2 separate regions of the Homo sapiens genome follow, and region 1 is linked to region 2. Evidence: chromatin loops called from intact Hi-C (ENCODE). Cell type or tissue: left ventricle myocardium inferior. All regions are shown on one strand. Links, peaks and the distances in the headings refer to the core of each region. The heading gives the core; the rest is flanking DNA.

The links. A loop is a pair of places that touch in the nucleus more often than their neighbours do. Peaks named below come from ENCODE experiments on the same cell type or tissue, not always from the same donor. Only the 100,000 strongest peaks of a DNase experiment are listed, where the experiment ranks them.
Region 1: a loop joins it to region 2, with 2.9 times the contacts of the local background. A loop is called at or near these places in 1 of 110 quality-filtered maps.

What each region holds. Positions count from the first base shown.
Region 1 is chr4:9,812,327-9,817,706 of GRCh38, reverse strand. It overlaps a transcript of SLC2A9 not described here. Among named protein-coding and RNA genes, the nearest start is that of DRD5, 33 kb to the right of the region's middle. In left ventricle myocardium inferior, for the core only: no CTCF peak of the experiment used is centred there; no DNase peak of the experiment used is centred there.
Region 2 is chr4:9,877,968-9,883,347 of GRCh38, reverse strand. All of the region lies in intron 10 of SLC2A9 (solute carrier family 2 member 9), which reads left to right. Among named protein-coding and RNA genes, the nearest start is that of DRD5, 99 kb to the right of the region's middle. In left ventricle myocardium inferior, for the core only: no CTCF peak of the experiment used is centred there; a DNase peak (open chromatin) is centred at 2,307; H3K27ac peaks cover 287 bases.

The DNA.
Region 1 (5,380 bases), core at 238-5,237, 66 kb after region 2:
AGAGTTAGGAGTGTTCCCTTATAATGAAGTCCCATTCATTTAGCAAAAGGACTCGGAGTGGACATTACATGAACAAAAAATGTTTCTAAAACACGTTTTAAACATTTGCAGTAACGAGGACACTCATACAAATGTGACTATGTGAGTGGATGTGTTTGTGCATGTATGTTAAGCATATGAAACATTCCTCTTCTATTATTGCATATGTTGACCCATTCTGGGCTGGATCAGTGGTGCTCATCTAGAAAAATGAAGAACTGCTTCAGGAGGGCAGGAGTCTTGTCTGTTTGATTCTCCACTGTATTCAGCCAACATAGTACCTGGCACATACGTAGAAGGTGCCTGACAAACATTGATTGAATGAATGAGTTAATGAATGGGTAGTATATCAGGCAGCATCATGGCCCCTTCAAAGATGTCCAGGGCGTAATCCTAAGAACCTTCGAGTATGTTAACTTACAGGGCAAATGGGGCTTGGCTGATGTGATTAAAGTAAGGATCTTGAGTTTGGGTCATTAACGTGGATGACTGGGTAAACCCAATGTCCTCATAAGGACACAAAGGTCCTTATAAAAGGGAGGTGGCAGAGTCAGAGTCAGAAAGGAAGTGATACTAGAAGAAGAGATGAGAGAGAGAGAAAAAGATTTGAAGATGCTGCACTGCTGGCCTTGAAGACGGAGGAAGGGGTCATGAGCCAAGGATAGCAGGCAGCTTGTAGAAGCTGGAAAAGGAAAAGAAATGTATTATCCCCTAAAGATTCCAAGGTGTTGCGTCTCTATGAACACTTTGATTTTAGGATTTTTGATCCCCAGAACTGTAAGATAATAAATTTTTGTTGTTTTAAGCCACTAAGAGGGTGTATGTGCGTGTCATCGTTTTTTTTTTAATTTTTAACTTTTTGTGTTGAAATACTTTCACACTTACAGAAAACTTATGAAAAGAGAAAATCACCCAGATTTCCATTTTTTCAGCTACATTGAAGTATAATCAACTGAGTCACAAGGGCTAGACATTTAAGATGTAGAACTCGTATATCTGAAATTGCATACATCTAAGATGTAGAACTCAATGTTTTGATATTAGTATATGTTATGAAACCATCACCACAATCAAGCTAATTAACATATCATCACCTCATGTATTTACCATTTTCCTTTCTTTTTATGTGTGGTGAGAACACTTAAAATCTACCCTCTTGGCAAATTTCAGGTATACAGTACCTGAAACTGTAGTCACCATGCTGTTCATGAGATCTCCAGAACTTATTCATGCTGCATAACTGAAACTTTGTACCCTTTGACTATCATCTTTCCATTTCTCCCCTTCCCTCATCTCCTGAAAACCACCGTTCTCCTCTCTGTCGAGCCATAAGTTTTTAGAAATTAGTTACAGCAGCAGCAGAAAACTATTACAGACAGCCTAGAGCAGTTGTCTCCAGAGCAGGTAATGAGTGAGCAGAGCACAAGATGCTTTATTGTGATGTGAGAAGAAAATGTTAGAAATTCTATTTATTTATTTATTTATTTATTTATGTTTTGAGACAGGGTCTTGCTCTGTTACCCAGGCTGGAGTGCAGTGGTGCAATTTCAGCTCACTGCAGCCTCTGCCTTCCAGGCTCAAGTGATCCTTCTGCCTCAGCCTCCTGAGTAGCTGGGATTACAGGCGTGTGCCACCATGCCCGGCTAATTTTTGTATTTTTAGTAGAGATGGAGTTTCACCATATTGGCCAGGCTGGTCTCAAACTCCTGACCTCAAGTGATCCACCTGCCTCGGCCTCCCAAAATGCTGGGATTACAGGCGTGAACTACCGTGCCCGGCCTCATTTTTTATTTTAAAGTAAATATTATTGGATTTTATTTTACATGATTCAAACACTGTCCTAACCCAGACTAGCCATTACCTTGCTTAGACACCTTGGCTGCTGCTCTTTATAGACATTTTGAAGGACTTCAAAACTCTGAAGGATTCTCTTCCTTCAGAATCCCAAGATGGCTGACTTTTAATCCCACACATGTAACACCTTTTACTTTCTTTCTAGTCCATCATAGGAACCAGAAAATTTGCCTTTGTTGGAGGGAGGAACAAATGAAGCATGCAAATGTAGTGACAGGCTCACCGGCCACCCTCCTTAATCCATGAAACTGAAGGCCACACCCTAACGGCACAGGCCAGGGAACTTTAAGGATCTTGGGTCTGGACTTCATGGAGCAGAGCTTCTGTAACAGCTGTGATCTGCCTACCTCTGCCCTGTGCTTGTGACCGTCAAAACTTCTGTCTAGTTTAAGCTACTCTTACTTGGGTTTCCCTTACTCATGAATAAACCTAAACTCAATCCATGCAGGTTATGACAGGAAAGGGCACAAGGCAAATGAGAATATGTGAAGTCAGCCCAATTCTTTAGACACTTGACAAGTTGTATCTGTGGGGCGCAGGTGCCTCCAGGTTAAAGGAGCACGGATTCCTAGTCTTGGATTCTCTAGTCACAGCAGCTTTGCTGGAGTTCTGGTGCTTTCCCTGGTGCTGGCGTGGGCTTTCCACCTAGCAGTGCTCATTTATCTTCAAGTTTGCATAAATATTTTCACACTATTGTGTATGATGCTGGAGACAACCCATGAAGTAAATATCATTGGGTTATTTTCTGTGATTCAAACCCTCTTCTTCCAGTTTCCAATCCAGTCAAGTTTAGTGTTCCTATCACTACACCACAGGACCTCTCTGTCTCCAGAGTGATGACTCTGATCTGTTTCCCTACCTGCATGTACCACATACATTTGTTAATCCTTTTCACCGTGGCACTTTGACATCTAGTAACCTTGTGGTCTTGGTGGACTGTGCCCCCCAGTACATGCCTACGTGTAATCCTCTACTGCATTGTCTCTTAGCCGTGCAACTTTCTTTTACCACTGAGACATCAGAAAATGCGATACAAGCAGAAGTTGATAAACACCTTTGCTCTAGCGCTTTCTCTCAGAATGCTGATGTCATCACATGAGGAAGCCCAATCCAGCCTTCTTGAGCATGAAAGACCACATAAAGGGAGAGTCCAGGTGTCTCCACTGTCCCACCTAAGCTCAGATCCAAGTGACCCTCCAGTCAAATACAAGTGAGCCCAGGAGGAAGTAACAGAAGAAGAGAAGAACACAATCAATTCACAGAACCATGACAAATAATAAATTATTGTTGCTTTAAGCCACCAACTTTTGGCATGGTTTGTTAAACAGCAATAGATGGCTACTACAGACCCACTGTTTCTGGCCATGTTTTTCTCACCATTCAGTGAGTTTTTTAGCACTTCTTGGATCCCCAAACAAGACCAGAATTAATATACTCTGGATTAATGGTTAATTCATTCATCTACCAGACGTTTTTTGAGCATTTACTTTATGCTTGTGCTAGGTAATTGGAATATAAAAATAGCTGAAACAAATACCTACCTTCAAGAAGTTGAGAAAATGGTAGGTAAGACAAACCACTGATAGCCAGAATGAGTCTAGTGTTTCCTCTGTGTAGAATGTCCTTCTCCTCCTCTTTACTTGGATAACTTCTATCCATTTCTTTTTCATTTTTGCGATGGAGTCTCACTCTGTTGCCCAGGCTGCAGTGCAGTGGCACAATCTTGGCTCACTGCAACCTCCGCCTCTCAGGTTCAAGCGATTCTCCTGCCTCAGCCTCCCAAGTAGTTGAGATTACAGGCATGTGCCACCACGCCTGGATCTTTTTTATATTTTTATTTTTTACTTTTTTATTTTTATTTTTACTTTTTTTGTATTTTTAGTAGAGATGGGGTTTCACCTTGTTGGCCAGGCTGGTCTTGAATTCCTGGCTTCAAGTGATCCACCTGCCTCAGCCTTTCAAAGTGCTGGGATTACAGGTGTGAGCCACATCACCTGGCCCATTCATTCTTAATTACTATGCTGAGGCACCCTTGCCTCTAGAATTCTTTCTCTGACTCCCCAGTCTGTGCTAGATTCTTTCCTTTTGACTTCCATAGAAGCCTGTGTTCACTTTTATTGATGGATTTATCACTGCTTTAGGATTGTTGTGATTATTTTTCACTTGCACATCTCCCATGATAGACTCTGGGATCCTTAACTACACTGGATTTTTCTTAGGGTTCCACTTTTCTGGCACCTCATAAGTGCTCCTTACATGTTTACTGAACAAATGAATACCATCATAAATATATAAAGAGAATGTGATGGGTGCCTTGTGAAGGGAATGAATGTGGCTCCAGGTGACCAGGGCAGGTGCAGATGCAGATGTGAGCTGCATCTCCAGTGAGGATTAGGATTTCATCAAACTGCGAAGAGGGAAAAAAGAAATACAAGACCAAGGGCTGAAGACATGGGAGTGAACAAGTAAATGGAATATTCAGAGAACAGTAAACTGTTGGTATGGACAAGTGTGGTGGCTATGAGAGTAAAAATGAGAGATGAAACTGGTTGATGGTTTTGGTCTAGACTCTGAAAAGCCATGAGTATCACACCAACACCACTTCCTAAATATTTCTGCAACCCGCCTGCCCCACATTTTCCATATATGGCTGAACATAGGTCTATGCAGAAAAAACTCAATTCTGATACTGCCTCTTACTTGAATAAGTGCTGAGGCTCTGGGAGTTCAGATCATTATAATCAGCCTTCTCATTTTGCTTTCACTAAACATTCATTAGCTGGTTATGAAACCCAAAGAACAGAGGTCACACTGAGTGACAGGGACTCAGCAGCTGCTCACAGTGTAAGATATTTGCTATAATTTACACTAAGATGTGAATGTAATTATCCTTATCAAAATCACTTCCCCTGGCAAATTTGTACATTAAGTCGAGTAAATTTCCTCTCATTAAATCACAGCATTTGGGGACTGCAGTTTGTCTCAGCCAAGAACTAGAGCTTGGAAGTAATAAAGGCAAAGAAAAAAAAACTTGGATTATCAGCAGGAAGTGTGGGTGGTGAGGAGAGAGGCAGTATTTCAGAGTGTGTCGAAAGCCCAAACCTCCAGCAGTTCCATGACTATGTGTCTCTTGAATTTAGAGCAGTCTTTAAAATGTGGCACTTCTCAGCTACCTACGCATTTGGCAAATTGAGCATGTTGCATCTAGATGCAAGACCTAGATGCAGAAAGGACATCTAAAGACAGATATTTTTAGTGATGAGAGCAGGTATGTTAGAAAGGGCTTATAGTTTCAAACCATGAGGAAAAAAAAAAAAACATGTTTATGCTGGAACTATGTTAAGTATTTTCACACATATAATCCTCTTTGGTTTTCACAACAAGACTGCAGGATAGGATATTCACACTCTCTTAATGCCCATTTCTTTTTCTTCTTGGAATTTAACACAATTCTAATTAAATAACTTTAAGTGGAAGTTGGGAACAC
Region 2 (5,380 bases), core at 207-5,206:
ATAAGAAATTCACCTCTACACACTACCCTGGACTTTCCATAGCACATTCACATCTGTCCCCAAATCCAGTCTCTGGTAATAACTTTTATTGATCACTTACTCTATTCCAGGCCCTGTTCTAAGTGCTTTAATTTTCACAAAAATACTAGGTGAATATAAGATAATAGAGTCAGATTTTCAAATCTGTGTATGTGTGTGTGTGTGTGTGTGTGTGTAGATAGCTTGCTGTTCTTCTTTGCCACATTAGGATGCATAGTTGTCCAGATTTAACATATGAGGGCTCTAAAAAGGACATACATGCATCACTTCCATGAAAGAAGCTATTTTCTGCATTTTATATTCAGATAATTTTTCAGCTAACACTGACATTTTCCAGCAAGCTAGCCCCATAGCTAAACCTTACCATCTAAGTAGACCAGGTATAGCCCACTAAAAACATTGTGAATATAAGGACTCTCCCTTATTGTTCTGCTAATAAATACCATCATGAGGTTGGGGTAGGAAGTTTATGTGGAGAATGGACACGGCCATTTATTTCCCTGGTTTCTGTCTGTCTGTCCTAGAGGATAGAAGATGGTTTATAGATCAGCTGCTAAATCCTTCCTTCCCAAACTAATCCTTTTTTTTTTTTTTTTTCTTGAGACAGAGTCTCACTCTGTTGCCCAGGCTGGAGTGCAGTGACGCGATCTCAGCTCACTGCAAGCTCCGCCTCCCGGGTTCACGCCATTCTCCTGCCTCAGCCTCCCAAGAAGCTGGGACTGCAGGCGTCCACCATCACGCCTGGCTAATTTTTTTGTATTTTTAGTAGAGATGGGGTTTCACTGTGTTAGCCAGGATGGTCACGATCACCTGACCTCGTGATCCGCCTGCCTCGGCCTCTTATAGATGAAAAAACCAATATTCAGAATGATCCAGTAATTTTTCCCAAATCACATAGCTAAGAGGCAAATGCTAGATTTAAATCTTCACCATCTTGTCCTAGAACCTCAGCTCTTTGCTAAAGATTGAGTGGAATTATGCCCATTTTGAAATTTACTTGCAAGGTTAAAAACTATTCCAAGGAGAAATGGCCTACACAGAGAATTGAGGATAAGGGGAGGGGGCTCCTGCTTTTATCTTCCCAGGATGGGGTTACTCTTGATCCTCATAAATCAGTCCTGTTTGTGTCTATGTGGAAAGAAATACTTTTGTCTTTTGTTTCTAGTTGTCAGATCAGCTTGGCTGAGGATGAATTAAAAGCATGTTGATTTTCATGGTTCCAGCCATTCCTGCTTCAGGTATTATCTCAATGCAGAGGTCAAGAACAATCTTTGGTCTTTGTCTCTTAAATTCAAAGACACCTAAATCATAGCACTTGGTTTTGAAATGAAGTCTGTGCTGACACATGCAGATCTTCACAATTAACTGAGGCGGAACACAACATGGGAATGACTTCAGCGCTGGAGGGAGGTCATCTGGCAGATGAGGAAACCTTCCAGGGGCTGAGATGAATTAGAATTAAGGCATCCCAAGTTTGGAAAAGACCGTAAAGATGTTCTAGTTCAGTCATTTATCAGAAGCTTAAGTCCTAGTCATGGTTTCCCTGCCAGGAATTCCTTCAGCCATGGCTTGATTGCATCTATTGACAGGGAACCCACTGCCTCACAAAACAGGCAATTCAATTGTCCACAGGTCAGATTTGGTCCCTGGCCTAGTTTGTGTGACCCACCAGCAAAGAATGGCTTTTGCATTTTAAAAGGGGGAAAGAAAGAATGCATGCCAGGGACCACATGTGGCCTGAAAAGCCTAATATATTTTCTTTCTAACTTTTTATTTTAAACATGTGTCAACCCCTGCTATAGTTCCTCAGCTCTGAAATTTGGAACTTGGGAGAGGGCTAGCTGGTGAGGTAGGGAAGGAGGAATTTCCAGGCAGTGAGAGCAGCCACTGCCAGAATATAGGAAGAAGTTCATGTCAAACGAACCTTAAATAAACCATCAGAGCCACAGCAGTGGTGCTCAAACATTGCTCAGTCACCTGGGAAGCTTTTAAAGCCCTGGTGCTCAGGCTGCACTGAAGGCCAACCAAGACATAATCTTGGAGGGCTAGGGCCCAGGCTTGGCATTTTCTAACACTGCATGATTCCAAGGTGCAGCCAAGTTCAAGAACCACTGGGCTAGAGCAGTTTTTAAACCCTGGCTGAATATATTACCATCACTTGGTGGCTTAGAAAGAAAACCAAAGCAAACATTGATATTCAGGCCTCATCTGATGACAGCTAAGTGCTCGTCAGGAACCACTCCCCGGAGTGCAGGGTGAGACACAGAGGAGGAGTCAGGAGATAAGCTAGAAGCAAATCTCAGAGCGTCTTGGCTGTTGCACTAAGGATTTGCGGTTTTATGGAACTCACTAGAGGTCTGTTGGGGAGTCTGTGTGCATGAATTTCACAGGGCAGACCTGCAGTGAGAAGAAACTGGAGGCAGAGACACCAGCCAGGGGCCTGGAGCAGCCAGCCCAGGGCAGTTATCTGGGACAGTGCCACCCCTGCAAAGGTGTGGGCATTGCCACTATGATAAGTGCAGGTCATGAGGGCAAGAAAGCTGTATGTTTCATGGTGTGATTTAATGCTTCTCGAGTTATCTTTTTCCATAACAGCTGTTTTCCCAGAAGAAACGGTAAATGTCAGCATTGTATCTGAGTGAAAAGTTGACCTTCTTCCCCACCCATGCACACAAACAAGCCAGATTGGACTCATCTGCATATCTGCCTGAAGTTCTTTGCTAACCAAAAATCACTAAGCTTAGCCTTCTCTGTTTTTTTTTTCCTAAGCCCTCCCAAGACTTTTTGCAATGATCCTGATTCTGTTCCAAGTGTTTGCAACTGTGGCTTTCTTTTGACTGTAGAACATGCTGCATTTCCAGGGCTTTAAATGCTGGGCTCCCCATCAGTGTCTATGGGACTCCCTGGAGGGAAGGCCACCTGCACCTCCCAATCCCAGATCACCTGTCAGCCCCTGCCCTCCGCTTCCTCAATCCATCTTCAACCCCCTGTGTTGACCCAGCACCTGGGCCTCGCTGGCTAGCAATGACTTTAGCCACAAGATGGACCAGGGTTTAGAAGCTTCATTTAAACTCACATTGAGAGTGTACAGTTTAAAGCCTCAGGGAACTTACCTGTCTAAGAAAAGCTGCCACTTAGACCATGAGACCATCTTGCATCTTCCTAAGTGGACAGGGAAGAGCAAGTCCCCAGGGGAGCCACCCGGGAAAGTGTGGCAGGAAGATGCTCAGAGCTGAATGGCAGAGAGACTCATGGGCCTGCTCTCCATGATTAAAGAAGAGGGATGGATCTCCCAGGAGAGGGCCAGGAGGCCGCCTGAGGCAGCTTCTGTGAGGAACAGGTCGATGTAAGAAGACTTGACAAGGAGTTGAAATTAGGTGAAAGCAAAGAAAGAAAACAAGAGAGGCAGTTTCCTGCTGCATATTTTATTTGTGTGCATAACCCCAAGGCAGTGGCAGGGAAGTCTAATAAATGAGGCAAAATAAAAGAGCTTCACCTTTTAAAAAAAGAAGATCGTTGCCAAAATGTGTCAATTCCAGTTTTAAAAATCACATGAAGCCCTGACTCTGTGCCTGGCACCAAGTTAAGTCCTCTATGGGGAGTTTGTGTTTAAATGGAGTGGACAGATGCAAACAAGATGGAGCGGTAAGGCCACTGCCATTATCAAGGTGCGAATTAAGGTCTGAGCACCCCAGAAGATGGAGCGGTCCTGATGGAAGATGCCTCAGCACATACCTTGCTTGGAAAAAGGACCCCTCTGGAAAGACTGCAGGGGCGTATCAGCATTTGACAGAACCTATGTGGTCGTCTCTGCCTGCCCTGCCTGCCCTCCCTCTCTATCCCGCATTCTCCCTGCACTGCAGCCATCTGGAGCCACAGGCAGCTGCCCCCTGCCCCACACGCACAAACACACACACACACACACATACACACATAAATACACACACACACACACGCTTCATGGTCTCAGCCTTTGCATGTGCTATTTCCCCTCTTGCAACAACCACCCTTATTCATCCATTTGAGGTGTGGCTTCTCATCTTCAAAAAGTCAGCTCATACTGCATCTTGAGACTTTCTTAGAAACAGCCCGCCCCTCTGGGCTCCCACAGCCCCCTAGATTAACTCCTAGTGTATCCCCACCCCCACCCCATTACAATGGCCATGGTTGGTCAGTCCTCCTAACATCAGGGACTGCTTCAAAGACAAGAACCTTGTTTCTATCACCTGTATCCAAACACACAGCCTGACAGTGGGTCAGCACTCAATAAATGCTTGTATTTTTCATGAATTCATTCAAAACATACTCATTAAGTTCCTACTGTGTGGTGTGTGGTGTTTTCTACCACCACAGCTCACACCAAATGTGTGTGTGTATTTTGACACCAAACACATGTTTTCCACACCACCTCTTCAATTTGTCTCCACCAACAACTGGGTGTCCAACAATTCAGCTCAATTCTGACACTGCCTCCCCAGAGTGTCAGAAAGAGTTAAAGGGTTCAATCCCACAAGACTGCCCTCACTTCAGACACCAACCAAAAACAGAGTCCCAGGGAGCCGGCACTTCTGCTCTGCTGACTACAAATTCAGGGGTTCCCAAGGCTACCCTCAGGTTTGATAATTATTTGCTAGCATGACTCCCAGAACTCAGGAAAGTGCCCTACTTACAATTACAGCTTTATTATAGAGGCTGCAACTCAGAAACAGCCAAGTGGAAGAGAGGCATACAGAAGGTATGGGGGTGCATCACGGGGCATGGAGCTTTCATGCCCTCTGTGGATACACCAGCCTCCCAGCACTTCAGTGCGTTTACCAACTGGGAAACACCTCAACCCCATCATTTAGACGTTTCTATGGAGGCTCCATTATATAGGCATGATTGATTCCATCACTGGCCACTGGTGACTGAACTCAGCCTGCAGCCCCTCTCCCTTCCTTAGAGGCTGGAAGATGGAGCTGAAGGTTCCAACCCTCCAAGCATGGCCAGCGCTGCCTTGAAACCATCTAATGACCCACCTGAGTCACCACATTAGGGGTTCATTATAAATGACAAAAGCCACTCTTGTTACTCCAGAAATCCCAAGGCTTTTAAGAAATCTGGGCCAAAAACTAGGGACAAAAATCAAATATATATATATTGCAATTTTATATATATATATATGTGTGTGTGTGTTATGCCACAGTGCCAGCCCTGGGCTGGGAGTTGAAGATAAAAGGATGAGCAAGACAGTGTCTCTACCCCCACAGAGGAAGAGGAGAGGGACAGGGCACAGTTGAGAATGACCACTATAGACATTCTATAGGAGGAAGGGGGCTGGCACTCTCAACTGCATTGGCTG